2 separate regions of the Homo sapiens genome follow, and region 2 is linked to region 1. Evidence: chromatin loops called from intact Hi-C (ENCODE). Cell type or tissue: dorsolateral prefrontal cortex. All regions are shown on one strand. Links, peaks and the distances in the headings refer to the core of each region. The heading gives the core; the rest is flanking DNA.

What was found. A loop is a pair of places that touch in the nucleus more often than their neighbours do. Peaks named below come from ENCODE experiments on the same cell type or tissue, not always from the same donor. Only the 100,000 strongest peaks of a DNase experiment are listed, where the experiment ranks them.
Region 2: a loop joins it to region 1, with 2.8 times the contacts of the local background. A loop is called at or near these places in 2 of 110 quality-filtered maps.

What each region holds. Positions count from the first base shown.
Region 1 is chr3:149,815,189-149,826,519 of GRCh38, forward strand. All of the region lies in intron 1 of RNF13 (ring finger protein 13), which reads left to right. Among named protein-coding and RNA genes, the nearest start is that of RNF13, 7.6 kb to the left of the region's middle. In dorsolateral prefrontal cortex, for the core only: no CTCF peak of the experiment used is centred there; no DNase peak of the experiment used is centred there; H3K4me3 peaks cover 1,654 bases; H3K27ac peaks cover 2,625 bases.
Region 2 is chr3:149,892,513-149,903,843 of GRCh38, forward strand. RNF13 (ring finger protein 13) reads left to right here. Exons shown (of 10, transcript NM_183381.3): 5 at 2,961-3,048; 6 at 9,560-9,650. Among named protein-coding and RNA genes, the nearest start is that of PFN2, 73 kb to the right of the region's middle. In dorsolateral prefrontal cortex, for the core only: no CTCF peak of the experiment used is centred there; no DNase peak of the experiment used is centred there; H3K27ac peaks cover 2,476 bases.

The DNA.
Region 1 (11,331 bases), core at 424-5,423:
TTACAGGCACTAACTTTAGCTAAGTGAGGGTAGGCCTGAGGGTATGACTAAAGGGATAGATTTATGTCTTTGAGTTAAGTTGGCTAGGAAGGCATTTTATGCCTTATAGTTCTTGCCATAAGAGATGTATGAAATGAAATAGTTTGGTCAACTATCATGGTATGTTTTGCTTACTTCATGTAGGTGTGACCTAGAAATGGTTGGCATTTAAATAACAATATTTTTAAATCTGGGAATTGATGTTTAGCAGGAGGCAAATGAGTTTCAGTCAAAACAGTGTTTTGCACCATTTGTCATGTTTACCATATGGCATTGCATATGATAGTTTCACATGACATAAAAAGGGGAAGAAAGTTGGTAAGCATTGTTACTTTTCCCAAAAGAGGAAACAAAATTAGAAGCGAATTCCTTTTAATAAAGCATACTGGTGAGTCATTGTTCAAAAATGTATGTATTCTATAGATATTTATTGAGCATATATAAAAGTAAAATATTAAACTTTTATGAATCTTTTACATTACACAAAAGTTGATTTGGGAACAACACAGCATATGATTGGTATTGTCAAAGTTTATATAGCATAGTATATCAACAACAACAAAACAGTAATGTAGCTAATATTGATTGGTTAATATGAGCCAAATACAATTCTAAGTGCTTTATAATATCTCAGGTGGTTCTTACAGTCATTGATGTGGTAGATAGTAAGTTGTTTCCTTTTTATTTTTTTTTGGGACAGGGTCTTGCTCTGTTGCCCAGGCTGGAGCAATTATGGCTCACTGCACCCTCGACCTCCCGTGCTCAAGGGATCCTCCTATCTTAGCCCGACAAGTAGCTGGGACTACAGTCATAAACCCCCATGCCTGGCTAATTAAATTTTTTTTTTTTTTTTGTAGAGACAAGGTCTCATTATGTTGCTCAGTCTGGTATGAAACTTTAGGGTTCAAGTCATCCACCTGCTTCAGCCTTCCAAAATGCTGGGATTACAGGTGTGATACATCATGCCTGTCTTATCCCCATTTTCTAAGTGGGAAGTGGGGGAATTAAGGCATCACAGATACATAACTTCTGAGTTCACACAAGTAGCTGGTGGAGTAGCTGGAATTTGATCACAGGTATTCTGACTACAGAACGTCTGTCTCTTTTGTGTCTTATTTCATTAAAAAATATGGAATGCTGTGGGGCTATTGTGGATTCGTACTTGCTGGTGACCTTGGGGAAGCTCCTCCTCAATTTCCTTAACTCCTTCCTTACTTGTTTTTGTGGGGATTCAGATAATTTGTGAAGCAATCAGATGGCGTATATGTTTAGTAAATTATATGCCTTAGCCTTTTTTTTTTTTTCATTGAGGATGAGGTCATTTGAAAGATTGTTAGCAGTTGAAGGAGGGTGGAAAAAAAAAAGTTCCACATAAGGACACTGCCCAAGCAAAGGTATAGAGATAGGAAAAGCAGAATACATTTGGTAAGGATATATGTTTAAGGACCAGACTGGTAAAGATAGATGGATACAGATTATGGAGATTCTTAAATGTCAGACTAAAGATTTTATATATGATTTTTAGTTAAGAAGAAACTCTCTTTATGGATAATAATTTGTGAACAGGTCCAATGGAAGAGTGGAAGCCTAGAAGTAGGAATACCATGCAATTTAATTATAGTAGTTGAGGCAAGAAGTGATGATCGTAGTGAAGGTATAGATTTGAAAGATGTTGACATTATAATGACATTGACACTGGGAACTGACCAGAGTATAGGCCTAGGACAAATTTTTGGGAGGATAGTGATGTTATTAACAGAAATAAGGATATTATCATGAAGAACAGGTTTTGGTGGAAGGAGATTTAGGAGGAGAGAGGATGATAGGGAGTTTACTTTTGGAGCTGAGGAGTTGTTCAGACGTTTGGAAATGTAGAATGAAAACTGGAAGTTCTGTGTATTCTATGAAAAGGGAAGAGAACAAATGCTTACATTGTAAGGAAATGACCTAAAAGTAACCACTCCTCTGTGGGTCAGAGTTTCACAAGAGGGATGTGACTCCTTAAATTACTCACAAGTACAGATTTCTCAATGAAGATGCACCCATTATTTTTCCCTTTAGTGTATTTTGATTCGTGTCCTGGGAGATCAGGAGGTAAGGTAGTGGGGAGGAAAAACTTTTAGACCTAGCAAGGCTCCCATTTATTCAAAAAATAGCTAGTAAATTGGAGGCTAGGGATTCTCACCGTAAGAATTTTGAGAGTCTGATTTTTGTGTGGTACCAGGCATTTATAAACATATGTTGAATGCTGAATTGTTGAACATTTGAACATCTCCAGATTTGTTATTTTTATTATCCTGTCTTTGTTACCTTGAATTGGTTAATAGCAAAACCTTTAGAATCAGAGACTCTGTGTGCTTGTTATGGGGGGCAACAATGAAAGTCAGGGTGCAGCTAATGAGATTGTATTTTACTTATAGCCAGGATTGTGGAAGAAGACACTCAAAGGATAAGAGGCTTACCATTTTTCCCATTCTGTAAAACCATGTTGATGACAATACCAATTCTGAGAGTTGTTTTGAAATACTGAGTTAATATATGAAAAGGGTCTGGTACATGATAGATAGTAATTGAGATGTTTTTGTTACCAGTATTATTATCTTCACAAGTGGGGGGCAAACACAGAGATCCCAGAACCTATTATAAGAAAAAAAGGAAAACATCTGGAGACCCTTTGTACTTGAAAAAGGGCTCAGGACTAAGTCATAGAAGGACTGTAGGTTTCCTTTCTTGGAAGGTTTTCTAGGGTTTGGTACAATTGGGTAGAGCATGATGTTGAATTAAGTAGTAAAATATATCCATCTCAACTATTTTCAGTTTCCTGTCAAGTTCTCAGTAAACCAACAGAAAAATGTTGTTGAGCATGAGAAGAAGGTTTACTTTTCTTGTCATACCATTTTTGGAAACATTACTTGGATCCTACTACTTAGGGGTTTTTCTGTAGCATTTATTCACTCAAATATTTGTTGAGTACCTTCTTTGTCAGGCACTGTTCTAAAGAGAAAAATCCTTGCCTGCATGGAGCTTATCTGCTAATGGGAGAAATAAGGTGCATTTTCATAATAGACGGTAATTAGATTTTTCTCGTACTATGTATTTGTACCTATTTAAGCAGATGGTAATAATGAATACTATACCAGATTGTAACTAATTTTGCAGAGCATTTGAAGGAAGGGACCATGTCTTTCTTATTCGCATTTGTCTCTCCCTTTTCCCCTTCCTCCCAGTGGAATGGCTTAGATGTGTTTAATGCTCAACAAACGTAGGTACTCATCAAATGTTTATTACAGGGAGAAGGTGTTAAGGCAGAGGCTACATCTTAAAGATTAAAGGAGTCAGTTAAATGTGGCATGTATTAAGGACCCATATACCCCCTAGATTGAGGGTGAGAAGAAGAGAATCCGGCTGGGCACTGTGGCTCATGTCTGTAATCCCAGCACTTTGGGAGGCTGAGGTGGGCAGATCACTTGAGACCAGAGTTCGAGGCCAGCCTGGGCAACATGGTAAAACCCCATTTGTACTAAAATACAGAAATTAGCCAGATGTGGTGGCGTGCTCATGTAATCCCAGTTACTTGAGAGGCTGAGGCAGGAGAATTGCTTGTACCTGGGAGGCGGAGGTTGCAGTGAGCCAAGACCGCGGCACTGTACTCCAGCCTGGGTGACAGAGCGTGACTCTGTCTCAAAAAAATAAAATAAGATAAAAATAAAAAGAGAATCCCCTGGCTTATCTATGAGGTTGGAATAGGAATAAAGTTATATTGTAGCTGAAAGCATCAACATTATGGGAGTCTGGGTGTCACCCAACATTCCCACTAATTAGCTGGGTGATTTTGCATAAATATCTTAACCTCTCAGTTCATTTCCTCACCTGTAAATGAAGTAGTTGGAATTGTCCAGTTAAAATCTGTTTTTACGACTTCTTGTAAAATATCTCTTGCACTAATGTTTCACTTCACTAACGTAGATAATATAGAGCCAAGCATGAGCTTCCATTGAATAAGCATCAAGCTAAATATATACTCTTAGTTAATAAACTAATGTTTAAGAAAAGATGTCTACAAAATTTGTTGATGCTATTTACCGGTAAGATTACATTGTAATTTTTTAAAATAGAGCAAAATATTACCTAATATATAGTTTCCCCCATTGCCATTATGTAAAGGAAAAATAAGCCATAGTATTTTAGACCTTAATAATGGATCATAATACTCACTTTCATACTTTAATTTATACAACAGTCACTTGCCTCTGATATTGTGCTAGATGCTAGGTATTGTATACAGAATTAGAAAATGTATAGCTCCTAACTTTAAGGAGCTTAAGGAATAATGGGAGTGACAGACCATTTAGTTGTGTTGCATTTTGGTGGCATAGAGAAGCATATAATGAGAGTCTGGGAGAAGAGAAAGTGCTCATGGTTACAGAGAAAAAGACTGGAGGAATGGCAAGGGACTAAGCTAAATATACAGAGACGAGCCAGTTTATGAAGAACTTTGTGCTAAACCACAGTTTAGTTCTGAGCTGTATTCTGAAAACTGCTTAATCTGTTAAGGAATTTTATGCAGGCAGTAACATAATCAGGCATTTTTATATCTACCTTTATATTCCTTTTAAGAGAAGGTGTTCCCTGAGGAAGGTATTTGTTATTTCTAGTTGTTTCAACGATGTAGATCTTCCTGAGGAAATCAGTCTTTTTAACTTTGAAATAAAGTCTGAGGAACATTGTCAATTTTGTGGTTATAGAGTTAATAATTATTAAATATTAATAATTATGAAATATTCAGACATTAAAACATTTAAATGTTTATTGCCACATTAATGTAAACTGAAAAGAAAACTGAAATTTTGGGATGTTTTGCGCTTTGATGTAAGAGAGCTCTTGGTCAGCTACAAGAATTTGGCTTAGAATCATTTTTAAGGAGTTAGAAATACGTTGACCTTGAATTGATTGAAAGTGAATGTAGTTCAGGCTCAGTTTCTTTCTTTCTTTTTTTTTTGTTTTTTTAAAGAGACCGTCTTTTTCTGTCACCTGGTATGGTCTCAAACTCCTGGCCCCAAGCAATCCTCCCTCCTCAGCTTCCCAAAGTGCTGGGATTACAGGCGTGAGTCACCACTCCCTGCCCGGGCTCTGTTTCTAATGATAGAAATATCCAGGTAAACTTTATAGAGGGAATGAATTTCCACCGGGAAATAATCCTAGTGAGGAGCTGGTGATAAATGAATATTTCTGAATGAAGTCATGAGGGAGAAACATCTACTTTATTTAGATGTGAAACACCTCATTAAATGTTGAAGAATACTTTATTTGCATACTTACTATGTTTGTCATTTACTCTTTTGACCCTCAAAGAGGAAGAGCTGCTTATAATTTCCACATTTATCCAACATGGATTATAAATGTTAATTGCTTTTTTTGGAAAAAAAATTGAGGTAAAAATTCACGTAATTAACCATTTTAAAGCAATAGTTCAGTGGCATTTAGTACCTTTGCAGTGTTGTGCAACCATCACTTCTGTCTAGTTTCAAAACATTTTTATCACTTTGAAGTAAAATCTCATACCTATTAAGCAGTCATTCCCTGATGCCCCTAGCTCATGGCAACCACATCTGTTTTCTGTTTTTATGGATTTACTTATTCTGGATATTTTATATAAATTGAATTTTCAATATTTGAGTTTTTATCCCTGGCTTCTTTCACTTAGCAAAATGTTTTCAAGGTTTACCCACATGTAGCATATATCAGTACTTCTTTCCTTTTCATAGCAGAAGAATATTCCTTTCCATGTCAGAAGAATATTCCTTTCCATGTCTATATATCAGTTTGTTTATCCATTTATCCATCGATGGATATTTGGGTTGTTTCCACCTTTTAGTTATTATGAATATGTTGCTGTGAATATTTGTGTCCAAGGATTTATTTGAGAACCTGTTTTCACTTTTTCGGGTATATACCAAGAATGGAATGCTGGGTCTTATGGTAATTTTGTTTAGCTTTTTGAGGACCTGCCAAACTGCTTTCCACAGTAGCTAAACCATTTTACATTCCCACTGGCAATGTGTGAGGGTTCCAATTTCCCTACATCCTTGCCTACACTTATTTTCTGTTTTTAAGAAATTATAATTGCCATCCTTATGGGTATGAAGTGGTATCTCACTGTGGTTTTGATTTGCGTTTCCCAGATTACTAATGATTTTAAGCATCTTTTCATGTGCTTGTTGGCCATGTGTGTATCTGCTTTAGAGAAATGTCTATTCAAGTTCTTTGCCCTTTTAAAAAACTACATTGTTGGTGTTTTTGTATTGAGTTGTGTTTTTATATACTCCAGATACTAGACTGTTCATTATCAAATATATAATGTGCAAATGTTTTCTTCCATTATGTGGATTTTTTTTTTCAATTTTTTGATAATGTCCTTTGATAGATAAATGTTTTGAATTTTGATGAAGTCCATTTTATTTATTTGACCCATGCTTTTGGTGTCATATCAAGAATCCATTTCCAAATCCCAGGCCATGAAGATTAACCCTATGTTTTCTTCCAAGAGTTTTATAATTTTACTCCTTATATTTAGGTCACTGATTCATTTTGTGTTAATTGTTGTATATGGTATAAATTCCAACTTCATTGTCTTGCATGTGAATAGTTGTCCCGGCACCACTTGTTGAAGACACTGTTCTTTTGCCATTGAATGGTCTTTGGCATCTTTAAAATCAATTGGCTATAGATGTATCAGTTTATTTTTGGATGCTCAATTCTACTCCTTTGGTCTATATATCTATCACTATGCCAGTGCCATGTTGTTTTGATTACTGTAGCTTTGTGGTAAGGTTTTGAAATTGGGAAATGTGAGTTCTCCAGCTTTGTTCTTCTTTTTAAAAATTGTTTGGCCTGTTTAGGGCCCCTTGCAATTCCATATGAATTTGAGAATCAGCTTTTCCATTTCTGCATAAAAGGCCATAGAAATTTTGATAGGTAATATATTGAATCTGTAGATTGCTTTGGGTAGTATTGCCATCTTAATAATGTTAAGTCTTTGAGTACCTGGATGTGTGTTTGATATCCTTCAGCATTGTTTTTGTGTTTTATAGTTTTCGGTGTACAAGTCTCTCACCTCCTTTGTTATATTTATTCCTGGGTATTGTATTCATTTGGATACTATTATACATGGAAGTTTTTCTTAATTTAATTTTTGGATAGTTCATTGCTGGTATGTAGAAACACAATGGATTTTGTGTGTAACATTTATTGCCTTTAACAGTCATTTACTTTCTTTTTTCCATGTGCAAGCTGAATCACGTGGGTAAATAAGAAAGTGGAAAGTGGAACACTAAAGAACTTGATCTGTAAGATGTCTGATTTCCCTGAATGTGAAAACTATGAAATATGTTTTTAGCATAGTGTTGAACTATTATCTTACTATACTTGGGCTATTCCATTTCTGGTATCACGTTACATATATTTGGTCATTATTAAAGAAGGTAGATCATTTCATTTTCTTTAGGTTTGGAGAGAAGTGTCAATACGTAATTCATTTTCAAAGTTACAATTATTTTGCAACTTAATTTTGATGTTACACAGAAAGCCTCAGGGATAAACCATATTTATCGCAGAGTCTGGTACAGAGATCCATGAATAATAAAGATAAAATTAGAACAGAAGCTAATTTGAATATGTAAATTACCATTAATATACATTAGTTTTTCTGTTTTTTCTTGAAGTTTCCAAATAGCCTTAAAATTTCATTATGAATAGAAATGTGAACAATTTCAACCTCATAAGTAATTAAAGAAATGCAAATTTATGCAATACTTGGATGATTTGGGAAGGGCAGTATTTCATGACACAGACTTTTAATTGAATCCTAGCTTCACTATTTAAGAGGTAAGTATTACTGGGCAAGTAACTGAACACTTAAAACACTTAAAAATAAGAGGAAATATTTATAAAGTGCTTGCTGTGTGTTAGGCACTGTTTTAAGCACTTTATGCTGTTGATCTAAGTTTTTATTCCTATATTTATGGAAAGACAGTGGAACCTACTATAGAGTTGTGAGGATTAAAATAAATAATGTATATTAAGGACTTAGCCAGATATGTAGTAAGCATTTGATAAATATTAGCTATTTTTGTCATTTATAATTTCACCTAACACCAACAAAAGACCAAAAAAGGAGAATCGATACAATGAAATGCACATTTATTTGGAAATATAAATAGGAATGTTCTTTTCTGGAAAGCAATTGGGCAATATGTATGAAGTCTTAAAATGTTTCTTTGGTGTAGTGATTCCATGTCAAGGAATCTATCCCAAGAAGATAATCAGAAGTATGGAAAGATTTATATTCATTGGAAAATTATTTGTAATAGTAAGAGTTCAATTCAATGTTGTACAGCAAGAAAATAGACAAAGTCATGTGTCAGCCATATAAAGCAGTACAAAGTAGCTGTTAACATAGTGGTTATGAAGAGTTTGAACAACAAGGGAAAATCTTTGTTATAATTTCAAGTAAAAAAGCATACAAATCATAATACAATATGATACAAGTGATTACTTTGAACTTTGGAAGACATTATATTATTAAAATAAAATAACATGTTAAAATTTTGAAGTAGCTACGGAGTTAAAGTTGTAAAAACAATACAAAGACCTTTATGTTTTTTGTTATTTGAGAGAAAGTTGTTTCTCTGATGCTGTATATTCCTATAAACAACAATATTCTCTTTAAAGAAATGGCTGATTTCAGGGCTGGGGCAGGAAAAGTACAAGGCAGGACTGGAAAATCTTGTGCCAGAAAACAAGGAGGTGCTCAAGAATGTTGGGAACATATCAAAAAGACACAAAAGCTAGCTTGAATAAGCCTCCATTGGCCAAACAATTGGACATCAAAATGATAATACAATAGCAGATTATAACCCATTGAATAAAACAGTAATCTGTGATTCCACACTGATATAAATAAGTAAATGAATAAATTAGAATGTTGCCAAGAAATGTGATAATTACCGTGGTAGGCAGAATAATGACTGCCCAAAGATGTCCATATCATAATACTTGGAATCTGTGAATATGTTACCTTGTATGAGAAAAGGAACTTTGCAGATGTGATTAAGGACCTCGGGTTGGGAAGATTATCTGTGTGGGCCCAGTGTAATCACAAGTGTCCTTAAAAATGGAAGAGGGAGGCAGAAGAGGAGTTTGGAATAATGTGCTATAAGAAGGAATTAATCTGCCATTGCTGGCTTTGAAGATGGAAGAAGAGGCTACAAGCCAAGGATGTTGGCAGCCTCTAGAAGCTGATAAGTATAACAATCAAATTGTTGTATAATGTAAAACATTTTCATTTAAAAACATACATGAATAATATCCTAGACTAGAAAAAATATATGGTTTTTTTTTGTGAAAGGAAATGACCTCTGTCCTAGTTTTCCTTTGGGGCTTTTTTTTTTTAAAGATATACACACAAATATAGTTAGGTAGATTGATAAACACATACAGGATTATATGATTATGTCTAGTTAATGTCCATTTGTAAGTATGTCTGTATCAAAAAGCTCCAAAAGAACTAGGTCAGAGGTCATCCTCTTTTTTTTTTTTTTAATTTAACTTATTTTAAGTTCAGGAGTACATGTGCAGGTTTGTTATATAGGTAAACTTGTGTCATGGGAGTTTGCTGACTAGATTATTTCATCACCCACGTATTAAGCCTAGTACCTGTTAGTTATTTTTCCTGATTTTTTTTTTTTTTTTAAGATACAAAGTCTTTCCGTGTTGCTCAGGCTGGAGTGCACTGGCGATCATAGCTCACTGCAGCCTCAAATCCTGGGCTCAAGCAATCCTTCTGCCTTAGCCTTCTCAGTAGCTGGGACTATAGGTGCATGCCACCACACCTGGCTAATTTTTGTATTTTTTGTAGAGACAGAGTCTAGCTATGTTGCCCAGGCTCCAGCAACCCTTTTTTTTTTTTAAGGCTTAGTCTTGCTCTGTTGCCCAGGCTGGAGTGCAGTGGCACATTCTCTGCTCACTGTAACCTCTGCCTCCTGGGCTCAAGTGATTCAGCCTCCTAAGTAGCCGGGATTACAGGCACCACCACGCCTGGCTAATTTTTGTATTTTTAGTAGAGACAGGGTTTCACCATGTTGTCCAGGCTGGTCTCAAACTCCTGACCTCAGGTGATCCGCCTGCCTCGGCCTCCCGGAGTGTTGGGATTACAGGTATGAGCCACCATGCCCCGCCTCCAGCAACCCTCTTGATGCAGATGTTGTACATTCCAGGCCTGGTGCCTGCAGCTGTGCCCTGACTGCCTCTGCACACCTACCCATCAGCACCCCAGTGGGCTGTTTATTGTTTACCGGGCAACCTTGGACCAGCTCTGGTCTGGTCAACCCAGTGAGATTCTCTGTTACCTGGTGTGCTGCAACCACACCTGCTCCAGTGAAAACTGAATTTCAGCCTCAGGCTCTCTTCCAAGTTTGTCCCTTTGTAATGTCTCCCTCAGTGTTACTCTCTTATAGTTTAATAATTCCTTTTCTCTAAAAAATTGAAAACAGCTTTACTGACTTATAATTCACATACAATAAACTACATAAAAGTGTATACTTTGATAAGTTCTGATATATTTATATAATCATGAAACCACCTATATAATGAAGTTAATGAACATATTCATCACTCTTAGAAGTTTCCTGATGCCCTTTTGGAATCCCTCTCTCCTGCCCCTCCCTACCCCTCTTTGTATCTTTATATTTACTGTCCTATCATAGCTTAATAATCATTTATATTGAATACCTTTTGTTTAACTTACTGAATAGTTTCTCCTGTTTGAATCTCTACTGGTACACAATTGGTGTCTGGAGTGGCTCCAGCAGATAGATCTGAAATTCTGAGATTTTGGCATTTGGGTGGTTATGCCTTTGGGCCTGAGCGCAGTGCTGAGCTCCTTGTCAGAGGGAAATGGAATGCTGGTAATCCATGGCATCACAATTAATTAAGCTATCACCTGTGGTTGATTATAATGTGTTGCTAATGAATGCAGATGCCTCAGAGCCCAAGTGGCTGCTACATTTGACCTTTATGGCAATAATAACTGTAAGGACTATAGTGTAGGATAGAGTCTTTTGAGTATAATTAAAGGCTTACAGACAGAAAATGACTGCTCAGATTTGTTAACTCTGCTCAAGATCTGCCCTTTCTCTTTTTTGATCATATATTTTACTTCAAATCATTTCATCTCCTCCAAATTATGAATAAACTTGTGAATTAAAAGACTTGTTGCTTGCTCATTTAAGAAAT
Region 2 (11,331 bases), core at 2,315-7,314, 79 kb after region 1:
GGGTCCCCAAGCCCCCAGCCGTGGTCCCGTACCTGTTAGGAAATGGGCCGCATGGCAGGAGGTGAGCGGTGGGCCGGCAAGCATTACTGCCTGAGCTCTGCCTCCTGTCAGATCAGTGGTGCATTAGATTCTCGTAGGAGCGTGAACCCTATTGTGAACTGTGCATGCAAGGGACCTAGGTTGCACACTTCTTACGAGAATCTAACTAATGCCTGATGATCTGAGGTGGAACAGTTTCATTCTGAAACTATTCCCCCGGTGGAAAAGTTGTCTTCCACAAAAGTAGTGCCTGGTACCAAAAAGGTTGGGGACCCCTGGGGTATGACATGTATATGTGTAAGTATAAGACACTATATAAGATCTTGAAGAAAAATATAAATAGATTAACGTAAATACTCTAAGCAGGGAGCAATTAATATAGGTACATGTGGCATAGGGGTACAGGACAGGGCAAGCTTCATGGAGATAATGGAATTTGAAGTACTGACAGGCATTCAGAAGACAAAGCCAGTTCTACACAGGGTCAAGAAAGCAACTGACCTGTTTGGCTACCCATGAGTACTGAAATTTCCTTAAGGATAATGACTTTCTGATTGATCCTCAAGTTCCACATTGTGCCTAGTATGGATACAGTTATCTTACTCATTATGTAAGCTCAGCAAACTACTTGCTGAATTCAGCCACAGTTTTTACTCGTTGTGCTTTCTGAGACCACTTTTCTCTGTGTTCTAACATGTTGCATGTTTGCCTTCACACATATTTTTATTCAGGGAAAAAAGTTAAATTATGTAATTTCAATGACTATGTGCTTTGGTTGGCTTTAAAAAGAAATTTAAAACTTAAGTTTTGTATTAGCAGGAAACAGCTTTTGATATTGGTCTAATTTTATATTTCTTAAATTGTGTCTTTGGCAACAGTTACTTTTTGGGTGTGGAAAGAAACATTTCTCCTCAGCTCCTTGGTTAGCTTTTAGGGAAAAGTTAAAATGGTCATGAAAGCATCAGATAAACTAATAGTAACCCCAACTGAGTATACTTTTGTTTAAATAAAAGCCAAGTGAAGTCTGTACTGCCATGGTAATATAATGCAGAAATAATAAGTTAATGTATGTAACAAATAATCAAAGTTTATAGACTACATTCTTAAGAGATTATTTTTTTCCTCCCTTTGGAAAGTAGTGATATCTAAGGGGAAGAGGGTGTGGGGGACTGGCATTTTCTCAACATTCATAGTTGGATAACAAAATCCACCTAAAAATAAAACATGTACTCATATGCAAAAATGCTAAACTTACTTTTTTGATTATTGACCTTTCTTTGCACAACTCTAAAACATACTTGTCACAGTTTTGTTGACTGGTGATTTCTTGCCATTCCTACAGTAGAGCAGTAAGTCCTGTGCCAACAAACAATTTATATTATTTTAATTAGTTTTTTAAAAAATCACTTTCTGCCTGATTTTATCTCCTGTGTTTATAATGTTATAATATGAGCTATTAATTTAAACACATTTAAAAAGTACGTTTAATTGATTCAAGTAATATTTAATACTGGCCTACCCTGTGTCAGGCTATTTCATAGGTGCTATGGAGGCTATAAGATAAACAAAGTATTAATTTCTTGGGGCAGTCATATCTCCTACAGATTTAGTTTTTTTTAGTAATAGGATAATATTATTCTGATTTATCCACACTGTTGTCTCTTTCAGAAATCTAACTTGAATTGGTGGGATAGTTTTAGAGAAGTCAAGAATAATGTAGAAGATAATTTTTCTCTGTGCCAAGTCAACTGACCTGACTGGGATTGAATATGTAGACCTCATTTCTCTTACCTAGCTTTCAGATCCAGTCTGAATAATTGCACATCCTTTTTACATTTGGGAACTTGACTCTTTGGGCTTTCCCTGGCCCTTTGGAACATGACTCAGGTTTTATTTTTATTGAATTATAGCAGAGTGTTGAATCATTATAATGCTGATAACTAAAACAGAACTAATATTAGACTTGGAAATTCTTCTAAAAAATTAATATGCCTGTTTCTTAAAAACACTTAACACTCAAACACTCTGAGACATACCATTGTGGAATGCTCATAAGGTAATGTATTTCAAGAGTTTCTTACTATCATTAGTATCCAGAACTATATATACTCAAAAGTATTTCAAGTATTCAAAACTATGTATATATATGTTTGCCCTCCTAATTTTTATTTTATTCAACCAATATGCAAATAATGATCTATCTGATCCTTCATTTTTGCTAATAGTCTAAAGGTCATACAATAAGTAGTTTAGGTCTGGGTTTATTTTTACTTATAACAGAATATTATTTTTAAAGTGAGACGTAATAACATGTTTTGACACTTTCCAGATCTTTCATGTAAAAAAATTCTGCCACACATCCAACTATATTCTTATGGTACAAAGGTTACTATTTTGGAGGCTAGCTTTAGGAAAGATCAAATAGCTAGATAGAACCAGAGTAAGCAACTTCAGCCTGCAGGTATTTTTAAGTTTTTAAAAAGCTTTGTAAAGGAATTTTACAGAATATTTTGGATGATCAAGCTAGTGATATGAATTGGTTTTATCTGACTCATTTCTGTGTGTTAGGCATGGTATTAAGCATTTTTAAAATATTATTTTACATATGACAAGAATATTGTCATTCTCATTTCAGAGGTTAGGAAACTGAGGGTTACAAAAGAAGTAATTTGCTCAAGTTCATCCCACTAATTCATGGCAGAGGTGGGAATTGAATGCTCAAGGTCTGGTAACTCCTAAGCCTGATTACAGCAAGTTTCTACCTCTTTAGAGCAAAACAGATTAATGCTTTGAGTCCTTTTAATGTTTTAGCTTGTATCCTCATCTTTTATTTACTTCAGTAAGTTTTTATAATCAATTGTAAAAGACAAACCACTGTCTTCCTTATAACATAATTTTTTTTTTTTTTTTTTGCTTTGCAGGTTTTAAATGCACAGAGAGCAGGATACAAGGCAGCCATAGTTCACAATGTTGATTCTGATGACCTCATTAGCATGGGATCCAACGACAGTAAGTACAGGTATCACTTTTCTTCTCTCCTGTTTGACAGATCATTTGTAACTAAAAATTAACAGGATTTTCCTTCTCTCATTTTCTTTTTAAAAAGCAAAATTTCTTCTCTATCAGATAATCCCTCATTCTTAACTCTGGATGATTTTATTCATAGTAGAGATGAAAATGACTTTCTTTTCTGAACAGTTTTTTTTTAAACATATATGTTTTATTTATTGATATTTTGTTAAAAACCAAAATGGGGGAAACAGCTTTAATAGGGATAAACATGCTGAGTTAAGAATGCCATAGAGGGTGTTTTGTAATTTATTTAGAGATTCACAGCATTATTTTAGGGTATGCACATACACTAAGTAGCTGCTATAATCTGCTGGAGTTCCAAAGCCACATACTTGTGCTTCCTTATACCAGTTGGTTATTAGCCCTTCGTCATACATTGGTATGTTCATAGTTTTTCATTTCAGATGGGAATGTCTTTCTTTACTCTCTACTAATTATTAGCTTGTAGGGAAAAACGAGCCAATTTTAGTGGCATAACTGGCTGTAATAAGACACTGACTTTGAAGCTGTATGCCTCACTTAATGTAGTTTCTATTACTCAGGGCACTATGGGGTTTTATCAAAACCTTTCTAATTGATACTAAGATGATTTACTGTCAACACTCATGATTAGAATTTATTTTATTCTTTTGAGTGCATAACCATAATATATTTTGTTATTAAGTCCTATTGATTCATATTTTCAGGGTAGAGCAAAGTATAGACATAAAGCTATAGACTGATAGAAAACACTGGAATGTATTTAGGAGTTTAAATAACTGCATCCTGAAAAGGAAATATTTTATATTCCTTAACCAAAAAGTCTTCTTTTAGCCTATGACAGTGTTTTCTGTTGTTTTTGTTTTTGCCCTTCTTCTTTATTTTTTTTTTTTTGAGATGGAGTTTCACTCTTGTTGCCCAGGCTGGAGTGCAATGGTGCGATGTTGGCTCACCGCAACCTCTGCCTCCTGGGTTCAAGCGATTCTCCTGCCTCAGCCTCCTGAGTAGCTGGGATGACAGGCACCTGCCACCACGCCTGGCTAATTTTGTATTTTAAGTAGAGATGGAGTTTCTCCATGTTGGTCAGGTTGGTCTTGAACTCCCGACCTCAGGTGATCCGCCCACCTCAGCCTCCCAAAGTGCTGGGATTACATTCGTGGGCCACCGTGCCTGGGCATTTTTGTCCTTCTTAACCCTAATAGAGTGAGGCAAAATTATAATATGTAAAAAGTAAAATTTATTAATACATTTCTTAATTTCTTTATATTTTAAATTATTATTTTAACCTCCTAGCTAATTAAATCTTCATGACTGTAGAATCCATTAAGTACCCATAAGAAGTTTTAGCATTTCAGGAATAGTTTGACAGCTACTACATGGGAATTACAGGACTTACTTAAGTGAGTTTACTTATCAAATAAACTGGTAATGTTAGTACTGCCAATTTGACACATTTTACTTCTCCTTTAACTATTTCCCTCTTAAAAAAAATTATCCCAGTTGATACATCCCATGGTCAGTAACTTTTGTGATCTGTATACATTTACTGGCAAAATGGAAAGCATGCGTAGTCTGGAAATGGATAGGCCTGAATTCGAAATCAAATCCTACTTGTATCAGTTGTATAACTTTGAGCAAGTTACTTACTCTTTGTGTGTTTTGCTAAAGGCCCAAGCCCAGGATTTAGCAAACCTTCAGGACCTTCTCAAGGGCTGAATATGTTTTGGATTGAACAAATTGATTATTATTTGTAAACTATTTACTCTTTTGACATGTTTTCAGTAAAAATTTTGCAGGCTGAAATTGTCAGTTCCCTTTATCACTTATTTTTTCTTTGTAATACTGTAAAACCTTTTTGTGATAATCATGTCAGCTCCTAAAGAAAATATGTTCAATATTAAAAGTAGCACACAACCATATAAGCCTGCTGTTGCCATGGAAATGTTTCAACTGAGTTGTTGTTCAAAGACTGCTCAGAATTTTGGTTCTTGACTTTGTTGCTTAGATTATTTTCTATGATATTTTGCTCCATCTTTGCGCATGTGTTTAAACGTTTTATATGTACAGAGACAAATGTTGTAAAGATCTTTACCATTTTCATGTTTGCTATTACTTGGTAGAGGTAAGAAAAGCATAGATTTATCAGAAGAGGCTTGTATCTGTCCCTCTTTTCAAGGCCTTTCCTAGGAATACTGGTATCTTATACCAAGCAGAGATACTAACGCCTGGAAACAAAAGGAAGTTGTAAAAGCCCCTTCCTGTTGACACTTCACGTAAGGAATATACCAATTTTTATTTCAGCCAGGAACAGAATGGATTAATTCAGTGAGCCAATAACATTCTTTATCTTTAGGAGACAGCAGAAAGTGGTAGGAAGGACACCAACTTCAGAACCAGGAAATATGTGTTTATTCTAAGCCAGGCTAGTTGTTATGTGAACCAGATACCTGCGCCCTCAGGAAAGTTACTTAATCTTTATAAGCACATTATTTTCATCTATAATAGTGTGAATAATTTTGATAATTATTTGACCTGACAAATTTGTGAAAACCTTATGAGAGAAGGTATATGAGAAAACCCATGCAATGGCAGAGTGAGAGGAGCCTAGATGAGGAGTCAGAAGCCTCCAGTTTGAGTCCAGACTGTGCAAATATCTAACTGTATAACCAGGTCAAGTTGTTAATATCTCTGGGTCATTTTTTTTTTCCTTTTTTTCTTTGATTTCTTTCTTCAACAAATGCATTTTGACAGCCTACCCTGCACTGTTTTAGGCACTGTGACTATAGGAAGTAATGATGCAGTCAGAGGCTCTGCCTTCATATCTTTCATTGAGGTAGTAGAGTGCAGTACTTAAGAGAGTACTTTCCGGGTACTGCTTGTTAGGGTTTGAATCCCAGCTTTACCACCTAGTAGCTGTATGACCTTGGGTATATTACCTAATATCTATATGCTTCAGTTTTTCTGATCTGTGAAATTAGGATAATAATAGTACCTAAGTTATTTAGTTGCGATGAAGATTGAATGAATTAAGGCCTGTTAAGTGTCTAGAGGACTTCCTGGTTCTTAGCAATCATTTAATGATTGTTCAGATATTATTATTGTGATTATTATCATTTTATTGCATTCTAGAGTAGGAGAGAAGAAATGAACACATAATCAAATAGATGTGCTATAATGTCAAGTAGTGATAAATGCTATGAAGAAAAATATCAGCATAAGGGGATATAGAATGACAGAGATGAAAGGAAGGCAGCTATTTTAGATAGGGTGGTCAGAGAAAGCTTCTGTGAGGCATTGCAATTTGAGCACCGATCTAAAGTTAGAGGCTGAGTCATGCAGATTTCTGAAGGAGGGTATTCCAAGGAGACGGAACAACAAGTACAACAATTCAAAGATAAAGCATGCTTGGTGTTTCCAAAGTGTGGCATAAAGCCACAATGGCTAGAGTAGTGAACAAGGGAGGGAGTGGGGGGATAAGGTTAGAGAAGGAGCCAGGGGTCAAATATGATGGGCCTTGTCAGCCATGATAAGGACTTTGGAATTTATTCTAAATAAGTTTTAGGCTGGGCACAGTGGCTCAGGCCTGTAATCCTAGCACTTTGGGAGGCCAAGGCGGGAGGATTGCCTGAGCTTAGGAGTTCAAGACCAACCTTGGCAACATTGTGAAACCCCATCTCTACTAAATATATAAAAAATTAGCCAGGTGTGGTGGCGTGCATGCCTGTAGTCCCAGCTACTCAAGAGGCTGAACCACAAGAATCACTTGAACCTGGGAGGCGGAGGGTGCAGTGAGCCGAGATCGTGCCACTGCACTCCAGCCTGGGCAACAGAGCAAGACTCCGTCTCCAAATGATTGAATGAATGAATGAATGAATAAATAAAAAAAAATAAGTTTTAAACAGCTGTGTAAGGCAATATGACATATTTCATAAACGGAGCACTTTGCTGTTCTTTGGAGAGAACACTGAAGGTGAAAGGTGAGCAAAAGTGCCAACAGAGAGAACATTTAGAAAGCTGCTGCAGCAGCCAGGCAAGAGTAATGGTGGTTTGGAGTATTAGTAGTTAAAGTCATGAGAAGTGGTAGGAATATGGCTATATTTTGAAGCTGACAGGATTTGGTATAGGGAGTAAGGGAAAGGGAGGAGTCAAGGATGATTCCAAGATGTTTAGTCTGAGAAACTAAGTGAATGGCTATGCTGTTTACAGAGATGAGAAACAGAGTTGATCGACTGAGAGAAAAGAGACATTCAGAGTTCAGTTGAGAAACTTTGTTTGAAACATGTATTAGGCAATCAAATGGAGATATTGAATGGACAATTGGATATACGAATCTGGAGAGTTTGGGGCTGGATCATTCAAATTGTAATCTATCTTTGTCGATATGTACTTCACAGAGTTGTTTTACAGATCAAAATAGAGTGTTTTAAAAGTATTTTGTGAAGTAAAACATATTTAGTTTTGTTTTCAGTAGATAATGTTGCCATTTTCAAGATGGCTACTCATATTTGCTTACAATATTTTCTCCCTTTTTCTTAATCATTTTATTAAAGTAAGGAGCTTTCTACATCTCTTTAGATGTCATAATTCAAAGAAGCTAGGTTACTTCCAATATTATTAGCCAGTAGTTACAAACCAAAAGTTATTCCTTGAGTTTGTCATAGTATCTTCATGAAAGAAGAAAGCATCATACAATTCCAAGTTTTAAGTATCAAATAAAATAAGCTTTAAACTCATATGTGGTAGAGAAAATATCTTAGCAAAATAGAAAATATCTCCCAAATATAAAAAAAAATATAGTCCTATAACAATACCTCTGCATCTATTAAAAAAAAAAATGCAATAATGCCTGTAGCCCCAGCTACTTGGGAGGCTGAGACAGGAGGGGCACTTGAGCCCAGGAGTTACAGGCTGTAGTACACAATGGTGCCATCTGTGAATAGCCACTGCACTGCATCCTGAGCAACATAGTGAGACTCTGTCTCTAAAAAAATAAAAATAAAAATAAATGATGAGGTAGATCTGTATTTATTGACATAACAGGATATCTGAGCTGTATCATTGTGTAGAAAAAAAGCTTACACTTTAAAAATTATATGATCCCATTGATATAAAAAATAAAATTTTATTGATCATGTTGATATAAAAATAGTGATTAAATATTTCTTGACTAATATTTTTTGTTTCTGCCCTCTTTGGGGCTTACATGTTTTTTTCTGGTGTGTATGTGCGCGCATGTGTGCGTGTGTGTGTGTGTGAGAGAGAGAGAGAATGTATGAGAGTTGAACGTTTATATTTGCATAAAACAATCTAGAAGTGAAAAAAACTTACTCTACCAAGGATATCAAGATTTTAAACCTTGTCTTTATAAGGATGAAAACAATAACAGCAAAATAGATCAGTAATTTATAAGTTTAGGGGGTAGGGGTTGACTGTATGAGGGAATTTTGGTGGGTGATGGAACATTCTATATCCAACTGTAGTTGTGGTTATAATTGTATGTATTTGTCACAACTTACAGAACTGCTTATTACTTTAAATAAAACATTTGTCCTTGGATGGGAAAGATTATGATTTTGTTTTGTTTTCTTTTTCTTTACTTGCCTCCCCCCCTTTTAAATGCATAATGAATATGCATTGTTTTTAAAATGCAGAACAAAGTTATTTTGAAAACTATAAAAAGAAAACAAATGGGCCTTCTCTAAAGCCAAATGTGTTAAACTAACTCACAGCTAATAATGAGGCTGCTTTTTCTATTAGCAACATTAAGAGGATTGTTTTTCTTTCTATTCCTGAGTAATGGGTAATTTTGACGAAATTCTTTTTGGGTGGCATTTGATTTTGGTTTTGAATATGGGTAGAAGAGTCAAATATCTTAAGATACCAATCAAACACAAAACTTTGCCATGAGCGCCAGGCTTACAAGGAAATAGAAACCAGCTTTCCTGCCCTATTCCCTTTCTCAACCCCTGTCAGCCTTTCAGTCTGGAAAGCCAGAGATGTGTGGTATTACTTTTTAGATTGTTGTGAAGTTGTCTTTTCTTATATTCTCTGGCTTATACGTCTCCTGGAAATGGGTATGTAAAAGAAGCTTTTTCTCTTTTTCATTTAGGAATTAAGTTATGTGTGGGAAGAAAACCTAAAATTTCTTCATCTTTCTTCTCTAATAAGTTATGTCTAGAGAGGAAGAAATCAAATGGAAATATTAAAAATAAAAATTACATCTCAATCTTATAGACTATTGAGAGAATTCAGGTAATGTGTATATGCAAAATGTTAGCTTTGTTACTGTAAATGTTATGTTTCTCAACCATTTTGATGATGAATAAAATCTGCAATCTGGAAAATCAAGCAATAGACAATTAAAGTTGATTGTAATTGTTTCCAGTTGCATTTGCTGCTATTATGAAGAAAAGTTGATTATACACTAAATATGGGCTTTTAAGAATAATTTCATTATTCTTTTATACAGTTGAGGTACTAAAGAAAATTGACATTCCATCTGTCTTTATTGGTGAATCATCAGCTAATTCTCTGAAAGATGAATTCACATATGAAAAAGGGTAAGTAATGGATATAAAAAATCATGTTGCTTAAAATTCTTCTTTATATTAAGGTAGAATTATATAATATTGTAATCAAGATTATGTTTCAGAATGAACTCTGTAGTGCTAAATTATCCCTTTTTAAATCATTATGCTTTTAAGACGTAGTATTTTAAAGTATTTTACTACTTTTTCTTTGTATGATTATGTTGAAAATATATTCATGCTAGTGAGAGTAAGTCACCCTTGTTGCTAAAAAGATAACTTTTCATTTTGAAGTTTAATCAAACTACTGGTATTTTAAAACAATGCAATTTATGTTTATATGACATTTTCTATTAAGAAATGTTTGTATATTACTAAAAAGATATTTTATATATTATAAACACAGAATCCAAAACATTGTGTTAAGGGACTAACATTTACAAAGGCAAAAAGTCAGTTTTCAAGTTTTAGAAGCTTGATTTGAATGAGAACTTTTATATGAAACTCTTCTCCCCTACCCCCACAAAATAATCTCATTACAAAGATAACATACAGACTGAAATTAACTTAAGGCACAGCTGTCTCAGCTAATATAGAAAACAGAGAAAACGGTACAATAAACACTTCAGAACTTCTTCCATGACACACAGATCCCCAAAACGTAGTTGACCAGAACAGACTTTGGTCTAAGAGGAACAACAACAAAAATAATAATAAAAGCAGCTAATATTTATTGAGCATTTAGCAAAGCTGGGCACTCATGAAAGCAAGACTTCTACATTTTGTTATCCATTTAATCCTCACAACAACCCTCTAGTGGTTGTTATTATTATCACTTATTATCTACATTTGCCAGAAGAGGTAACTGGCACAATGAAATCCAATTCTAATTATTTAGGGGGAAAAGAAATCCACGAATATTTCTGTTTGAAAATGCATAAAAAGAAGAGGGCAAGGTTTTCTGTTTACTGTTATTGTTAGTTCCCCACTACAGTGTTGATATTTAAAATACTGTTCACATATTATATGCTCAGAACATTTTTTTTAAGTTAAGGAATGTAATTTTGGAAGTTGTATCAAAAAACAGTTATGCAAAGTGGTGTTTTGTCAGCCGTGTTTGCTTGGTTAAAAGAGAGGAGAATTAGTACTTGCTTTTACCTCAATATTGCTCCCTCGTTTAGAATACTTCTATATATTTTAATATGTATTTTAAAGAGTATTTTTTGTTTTTAATTATAAAACCATACTTTTTAAAATTAAGAAGTAATATATAGATACTAGCAAAATATGGAAAAATTGAAATATAAAATATTTAAAGTGAAAGTCTCTATGTGACACTATTGCTTACCAACTACTGTTTTTTAAAAAGCCCTTTGTTTTTCCCCATATTTGCTTATTCACCTTAATTAGTGATCACATGCTCATAAAATGGAACCATACGGTGCCTAATAATTTGTAACTTGCTTTATTTACTTAATGTTTTGACCCTTTCCAGGTGAATACAAGTTTACAAACTCTCTTATCCCACCTCTTGGCTACAGATATATTGTGGCATTGAAAAATGTTTGAATTTTAAAAAGTTAAATAACATTCCAAATAGAATTTGAGGCAACACCCCATAATCAAACAAATTAATGTATCTGCAATAAATATATGGCTATTTTTTCATGTCAGTTCACTTCAAGTTGACTGTCAAATGAATTGCAAACATTAT